Regions from separate parts of the Homo sapiens genome. Here region 1 is linked to region 2. A link is a contact called in ENCODE Hi-C or POLR2A ChIA-PET data. All regions are on one chromosome and are shown on one strand. The core of a region is the stretch at or near the end of the contact, and the rest is flanking DNA. Distances in the headings are between cores, read along the strand shown. Region 1 holds the start of FNDC3A (fibronectin type III domain containing 3A). Region 2 holds the start of ESD (esterase D).

Evidence for each region. Hi-C counts contacts between places; a loop is a spot of excess contacts on that map. ChIA-PET counts read pairs that join two places held with the same protein, here RNA polymerase II (POLR2A). Pooled maps may share reads with other maps.
Region 1: a map of ascending aorta shows a loop between it and region 2 (20-fold over the local background). The contact joins the promoter of FNDC3A here to the promoter of ESD in region 2. A Hi-C loop is called at or near these places in 7 of 168 maps with a recorded cell type or tissue (CD4-positive, alpha-beta T cell, CD4-positive, alpha-beta memory T cell, CD8-positive, alpha-beta T cell and 4 more), 3 of 37 single-sample maps with no recorded cell type and 14 of 50 pooled maps. POLR2A ChIA-PET finds 5 or more read pairs at or near these places in 1 of 52 experiments (HepG2).

Annotation. Positions count from the first base shown.
Region 1 is chr13:48,973,278-48,977,450 of GRCh38, reverse strand. It overlaps FNDC3A (fibronectin type III domain containing 3A), which reads right to left and starts at 1,539. Exons shown (of 26, transcript NM_001079673.2): 1 at 1,274-1,539. RefSeq lists enhancers at 505-604, 765-1,384, 1,275-1,574, 1,385-2,004, 2,275-2,334 and silencers at 745-1,224, 1,555-1,824.
Region 2 is chr13:46,795,249-46,798,978 of GRCh38, reverse strand. ESD (esterase D) reads left to right here and starts at 1,818. Exons shown (of 10, transcript NM_001984.2): 1 at 1,818-1,874. RefSeq lists enhancers at 1,901-1,950, 2,082-2,683 and a silencer at 2,261-2,310.

The sequences.
Region 1 (4,173 bases), core at 290-2,789, 2.2 Mb before region 2:
AGAACCACAAAACTCAATTCGTTTCTGCCTAACATATGGCTCAAACTCCTGAGTGGCGTATGTTTAGTACTGGAGCTGGTAACAGCATGGTGATAAAATATTATAGTAAGAGTTCAACTGTTATTTCATTCCTACAATACAGAAGCATACACACTTTGGTTTCAAGAACTAAAAAACACAGACCACAGTAAGAAGCAAAATAATTACGTTGTTCGGTTTTAAAAACCCATAGTGAACACATAATGATTATACCGCAAAAAGAAAAAAAAAATCTCATCAGCCTGCGACTCTTATTTAATAGATGGTCAGACACAAAGGTGTCCAAAGGAACTTACGTAAAATCTCACAAAAGAAAATCTCGAATTCACAATCTCTAGCACCCCCAGCAAATCATCGCATTCCACCCTCTAAAATATCCCAAGGCTTGTAACGCTAACAGTTGAATAAAAGAACAATTAACGACCACATCCATTAAAACAGTCCCTCTTCTGCTCGCAATCTGACAGCGAAATTATCTGTTCATTTTCCTTTACCTAACACATGACGTCGTTTCCAAAGCCGTGTCAAAAGTTCGAAGATCCAGGTTGTTAAAACCGGGCGAGGACTGCAGCCTCGAGTCCACCTCCCGACTGAACAGGTGGTTAACTCGCCCGGGGAGAGGAACTGCCAGGTACTGGAAGCAGCCACGCAGGATCAAACAGAGGGCGGGTTTTCGAGGTTTTAACCCCAAGATGAGCGGGGAAAACTCTCTTCAGAAAAGCGTTCAAGTTCGGCGGCTGCCGGGCGGCCAAAGCCGAAGGCGCCGCGGGTGCTGGGCGATCCTCTCAGGAGGATTCCGCCCCAGCCCCCGCCCCCGCCCCCGCCCCCGAGCCCTCCGGAGCTACGCGGCTCGCCGCGGGGAGGAGGCGGGGGACAGAGAGAAGGGCCGCCCGCGCACCAGCGCCACCTCCCTCGGGCTAGATGCCGCCTCCTCTTGGGCTGGATGGCGCCCCCGGCCGCGCCCCCGCAAGCGTGTCCTGGCTAGGCTCGGCCCCGGCAGGTGCCCGACTAGTAGACCGGTCCTGTCCCCGGCCCCACTGCCCCTCTGCACCTCTGCCCACAGCGCGCCCACAGAAGGGGGTGGTCCGCGCCCCTCGACGGGGCCGAGCCCTGGAGAGTGCCCCGGCCCTCAGTCCCAGCCTAACGGTTTCCGCGGCGCCTCCTCCGGGGCGGGACGGGGTTGGGACGGCTCGGTGTCCCCCGCCTTTCGCGGAGGGAGTGCCCGCGCTCTCACCTCCGAGTCACGCCGTTCTGAGGCAGAAGGCGGCTCCTCTGGCGCCTCTTCTTAGGGTTCCTGATCGTTGTCTCTCTACCTCAGCTGCAGAGTCAGCTCTCAGGGCCGCCGCGGCCGCCGGCGCGCTGACTGTTGGGGTTGTTTCCTGGCAGTGACGCCGCCGCCTCAGCCCCGCTCTTCGCTCCCTCTCCGCGTAGCTCCCGCTTTCTGTTTCACCCGAGGGACCACGAACGCCGCCGCCGCCATGCTTACTACGGAGCCGGGAGGAGGAGCCCGAAGTCGGCGCGCCGAGTGCGGCTGCGCGGGCCCCGCCGACGGAGCCCGCGGCCGGGACCCCGAACCCCCGCCTCGAGCCCGCCGCGCCGGGGCTCTCTCACCGGAACGCGAGTCCCCGCGGGGCCACCGGCGCGTGGCGGCTGAGCGGCCGCGTTTGGCTCCCGGAGCGCCCACACCCTCTCGGGCTTCCGGCTTTCTCCCGAGGCCCGGCTGCGCCTGGCTTGTGGTAGCATCCGCTGTGGCCAGGCTCGGAGCTACACTCAGGAAAAGTGGAGTTAATGGAGGTTCCTAGAGACACTCACACAATTCTCAATCCACATTTCAAAAGGCTCCCCTGAGACGCACCCTGTCGGCCCCTTTCCGAAAGCACGCGAACTTAAGGCTGGCAGGTGCTTTAAAAGACACTCCTCCCAAGGACTAGGAAGCCTCTGAAATGGGCTTGGAAGTTTCTAATCCCAAAGACTTCGAACCCAGGATCTGGATAGCAAGCAAAAATATTTAGATATTTACTCAGTTGAAAACGTGGGGGGTGGCTTCGTGGTCTCTTCGCCAGCCAAATCGCGTGGAAAACCACGACCTCAATTTTTACAACAGCACGAAGACTTACAAGTGAGCGTAGCAGCGACTTCCTGGAACCTCAAACAATGTGGGACGCTGCAATAATGCCTGAGGGCTTTTGACTTACAGTTGCCGCCGGAGACCTGGGGAGGGGGTAGTACTTGGGCCGGTGAGTCCAGCCTCAGGAACTGTCCTTTCAAAAATGGTGATGGATGTAACAAGTTGCATGTCTGGGCTTTATTTCAGTGTATTAATTGTGCGATCTTTTAAAATAGCTGTATTTTTAAAACTGTTTTACAGAAATCTCTTTAAAATGTGATTATTCTCTATATTCTTAAAGAATACAATGGCTAATTAAATCCTTTGTTGATAACTGACTCTCAAACCGATATCTTGGCCATACGTTTAAGTCCCAGAGGATTGCTGCGGTGTATAGAATCCCTACTTTGGTGCTCTCTTTTTTTCCCTCTTTGGAATGTTCTCATCACCTCTTCTAAAATCCTTCACTGCTTTTCATCTCCTCATCTGCCTCTATCCACTCTGATCCTTCCTCTTATTCTTTCTGCTTTACTGTTTATTTTTCATTCTTCTCTCCTTTCTCGGCTGGTTTTCTCTGCGGCTCCAGGTGAAGATTGATGGGATGTTTATGTCCACAGCCAGCTAATGAGAGGTTTCTTTTCTTCTGGTTGTAAATAGGGCAGTGGTATCTTGAGATATTTTCATTGCTCTTCACTATCAGAAGTTCTTTCCCTGTGAGAGATGTTTCCTTTTCTTAACTTTTGGATTTGGCCCTCTTCGAGACAGCTGGCAAGTTGATCTTGGAATAATTGAAGTATAACTGTATATTGTTTCAAAGTATGAGGATTTTATCAGAGTGTGGGCGAATGGGGTGGCTTCCCCATCTTACTGCCCAACTATGCTTGGTCTGAGACTAAGATAGTGGTTTCCAAACTTACCGCTAAGCTAATACTTTCCTACTCTGCTTCCTACTCAGGAGCTTTTTGAAAATACAGAATCCTGCAATCTACCCCCTCAAGATTCTGATTCCTTTGTCCAGGGAGAGGCCAAGACATGGCACTTTTAAAAACTATATTTAAAAAAATATGTTTGGGACATGCCTACATGTAAAGGCAGAGTAAAGAAGATCAGCTGTTTTTGAAGGAGATTAACACATAATTTAAGAATGTTATTGAAGACCTAGAGATTGTAGTCAATAATATGCAATGCAGTAAGGTGAAGTAAAGTGAAGACCAAGGAATTTATGGCCTTTGGAGAGAAGAAAACCCACACATAAATGACCCTAGCATGTGCACCAGTATGAGTTCTCTGGGAACAGAGAGAGGGTCAAGAAATTATGTTGGCTTTGAACAAGTTCTCTTCTCAATGCTTCACTTTTTTTTTATCAATAAAATGGGAGCCATTTTCAATCCTCATCTTTCTTGGCCTCTCAACAATACTCAACACTTTGACCACTATTCTTTCTTAAACATTTCTTCTTCCTTTGACACTGCATTTTCTTGGTTTTCCTCCTTAGTTTCCTAGGCACTGCTTCTCTGATTCCTTTGCATATTCCTGCTGGTCTCCCTAACTATTAAATATAACAGTACCTTAAAATTCAGTTTTAGATTCTTTTCTGTTTTCATTGTAATCTCTTGGCCTAAGCAGCATCACCCACGCCAATGGCTTTAGTTATCATCTATATGCCAGTGATCTCCACATATATGCCTCCAGCCCAGACCTTTCCTCTAAATTCCAAATCTGATCCACTAGTCAAAGTTTGACCCTACCTCTAAATTCCAAGCTTCACTGACATGGCCACTTAATATCTCAAAGTTGCAAAGTTTAGTCCAACTGAGTTCATGAACACTTGTTTTCCTTATCCCCCATCTCTCTAGTTATTCAAATCAAATATCTAGTAGTCAGTAACCGCTGATGTCTCCCTCACCTCCATTCTTCCATTCTCCATATTTGTTGCAGCACTAACTCCTGGCAATTTTATTTCTAAAATCTAATTGGTCTACTTCTTTCCAATCACCACCAATCTAATTCGATCTCACTGTATACAA
Region 2 (3,730 bases), core at 569-3,068:
AAGAAGGTATTCCTCTGCAAACGAGGAAAAGGGCTCTCAGCAGGAACAGATTTCATCAGCACCTTGATCTTGGACTTCCCAGACTTTTAGAATGGTGAGGAATAAATTTCTGTTAAGCTGGAACTGACTAAAACAATCTCTTTTCTTACAGGCTTCAAGTATATTTGACTTTTTCTCATTTTTATTGCATCCCTTTATTGCCTCCTTAAGATTATATTCCTACTCATTTTAGTTCAAACCAAGAGTCCTATATCCTCTCAGCCACACATTTACACATAATTTTTGGACTATTTCTTTGTGTACTTAATATTCATCCATTTTTATTGGTAGTGCCATTTTTTAAAATGTCAACCTTAATTTCTGATTTCAGCCTTCTTTGCTTCCATGTCCAAATAATAATGATAATTATATATATTCTTAATATTTTTAAGCAATCGACTTTTGTGGATCTATTAACATTTTATTTATGCTGGGTAAAAGAAATTTTAGTTCTGCTTATTCTCACATTGTATTCACACAAGAACCCTTTAGTAAAGAACTTCACACTTACAGTTCTTTGGCTAGTCTGCACCTCACAGCAGTCCACTTATTAGGCAAATATATCATTTAATCAATTATTTCTCTTTGTTCAAACATCAGTTATAAAGAACTTGCAATTTAGGTATTTATTCTGTTTCAGTTTTGAAACTGAAGAAAATCCCCTTTTCAATGATTTATACTTAAAGATAGTAAAAAGAAAGTTTAAAACAATTTACTTCAATGCTTTCTCAAAATAAAAACATTATTTTGATGAAACATTATTTTCAGTCTAAGTTCCAATTGATCCACAGGTTCAGTCCACAGGTTAATTTAGTCCAAAGATCACTATGGCAAAATGGGCCTGAGCCACACAATAGATTCTGGCAGGTAATCTCTTGTGTGGCAGCTCATCCATACTTAAGTCAGCTCCCATAGCTACACAATTTGCAGGGCCCAATTCCAGACACAAACGTGGGGCCCTGGTTCAACACTTACTGAGAGAAAATGTAGCGTCCTTCTGTTCTGGGGGCCGGGTAATAGCACAGGTTGCAGGCCCATGAGGCCAGCCCCAACTATCAGATTGTGTATTTACAATGTCAGTCTAACCGTTGCTGAAAAATACTTAGCTCTGTTGTAATCAGATTTAATTTCTCAAGAGGCAAAGTACACTCAACAGTTTGCTTAAATCAGAGAGACCAAAAGGAAAGATTTGCTGTAAATTATCAACTAGCAAATCTTAGTCAGTTCAACTTAATTTTTATTGAGGGAAGAAGGGAGAAAACAGAAAACTGATGGAGTTCCCACTGCGTGTCGGCCACTGGAGATTTCAAAGGTTTCTTGTTTAACTCAAGCTACCAAGTAGGTGACGTGGATAGTCTTGGGACAGAGGAGTTGAGGGAGTTGAAATTAGGCCCTAGTTTCTACATAAGTGACACGGAAACCCTCTGCACGAGTTAAGCGAAGCTACATCTCAAGTTTATTAATGCCTCGGGTTCTTGCTGCTGGCTCTGGGAAGAGTCTGAGCACGCACAGCAGACTGATCCCCGACAAGGTGACAGGGACTAACCTAACGCCCTCCTCGTTGGTCCTAGTAACCACACAGAGCAGAAACGCGGGCGAAGGCAGGAGTTGGAGGGGGCGCCCACGCGGAGGCTGCCGGGAAGTGCAATGTGCAAAGGCGGCGGGGCCATGGAGACTGAACTGGAGAAGAGCGGGTTCTCGGAGTTAAAAGCGAGAGTGAGTGGGACCGGAGGGGCGGGGCATCATATGGGCGGGGCTGAGGCGAGGCCCCGGCGGCCATCTTGAGCCCCGCCTTTTACTTCGGCCCGCTTCTTCTGGTCACTCCGCCACCGTAGGTAAGACTGGGTTCGGGTAGAGGCCTGGACGTTGTCAGCCTTCCTGCGGCTGCGGCACGGCTAGGCGTGATCGGGGCGGACGCCGAGTCCTGCGGTGCAGGTATCCGCAGGCACGAGCGCAGAGACGGCGACCCTGGGCCTTGGGCGCCACCATCCATGACAGGAGGCCAAGGACCTTTTCCCGTGACCCGGAGCCTCGCCTCTAATCCCTTTTCCTTCTCTGAGCCTCCAACCTAGTGTAACCCGGGGCGAGCGCCCGTTTACCTACTGCCCGCTACATTTGTACAGCTTTTTCCTGTTCAGAAAGACTTTCCTAGACCCGCAGCCACCGCGCGAAAATGTGAAGTAGATGTGTACGCATTTTAAGGAGGGAGCTGGCCTCAACGCGTTACTAGCGGCCGCCGGCGCCTGGTTCGGGGGAGTGTGGACCTGCTGCTCTAGGCAGCGTCCGCGTCGGGGCACGAGCCAATGGCGCGGTCAGGAGCACTCACCTGATGGTGCCGAGGGGAGCACGTGTCTTTGGAGTTTGACAAAATCTGTTCGGGTCGTAAAATGCTCTCAGAGCGCTGTGGGGGACTGGAAGTCATTTCTGATGGGGTCATTAGGGAAATGGGATTGAGCGCACCTGGAAGGAGAGGGCATTCAGGTTGCAGGAAAAATAATAGCTCATGTTTGTGTGTGTGGTAGAAGCAGCATTTTAAGCACTACGTGAATTAACTCATTTAATTCCCAGAGCAACCCTATCAAATTGATATATATTACTGTATACCCATTTTGCAGATGGGCAAATGAGGCATAGATTAGCTTGCCCAGTGTCATGTAGTAATAAGTGGTGAAGTCAGGGTTTGAACCCGGAGGGTCTGGCCCCAAAACCTGCTCTGAAACCATTGTACCGTGGCATTGAGTAAAGCCACCCGATAGCAACATCCAGGCCATCCTAGAATTATGCATAGTTGAGTTTAACTAACAAAATAGGGAGTGAGACCAGAAAAATAATCTGGGACCAAATTATAGACCATATTTAGAGCCATGTGAAGGTGTTTGGCGTTTATAGATGCTATATTTTTTTTAAAAAATTTTCCCCAGAGTTTAATAGAAATCCTTACCTAGGCAAGCCATGTGAATTTTTATGAAGGAAAAGAGACCCAGCCTAGGCAGCATGGCAAAACCTCCTCTACAAAAAATTACCTGGGCATGGTGGTGCCACCTGTGGTCCCAACTACTCCAGAGGCTGAGGCGGGAGGATCACCTGAGCCCGGGGGCCGAGATGATTGCAGTGAGCCGAGATCAGGCCACTGCACTCCAATCTGGGCCACAGAGTTTGACCCTGTCTCAAAAAAAAAAAAAAGAAGAAAAAAAAGACTGTGTTTGCACACAGGTAGAGTGTGACTGAAGTTTATATGGAGTTTTATTCATCTATTTTTTCAGTGATCCTGCATGGTTTTAATTTTATGAAATTTTAATGGCATTAAACTTGAAGAAAATTGTACAATTAACATGGTCTTCCATTTCAGTGACTTTCTGGTTCTCAGCGACTGGCCTAACAGCGAAAGGGATTAGTAGTCTCCACCTGCAGCAGCCAGGGGGTGATGAGGCAGTTCTCATCTGCTCATTATTGTGAGCTGGCGAACTGCGTTTTTACATATGACTAATGGATACTTAACACTACTGAAATACACACTTAGGAATGGTTAAGATAGTAAATATTATGTATGTGTTTTTATCACAGTTTTTAAAATACTAAATAAAAATGACTAACAATTCCACGTAGGCCGTATTAGGCTGCAGATGAGCTGTTGGTAGGGATCCGTTGACCAGTAAATTAAGTGGATTAAAACCCTAGGCTTTCATGCAGG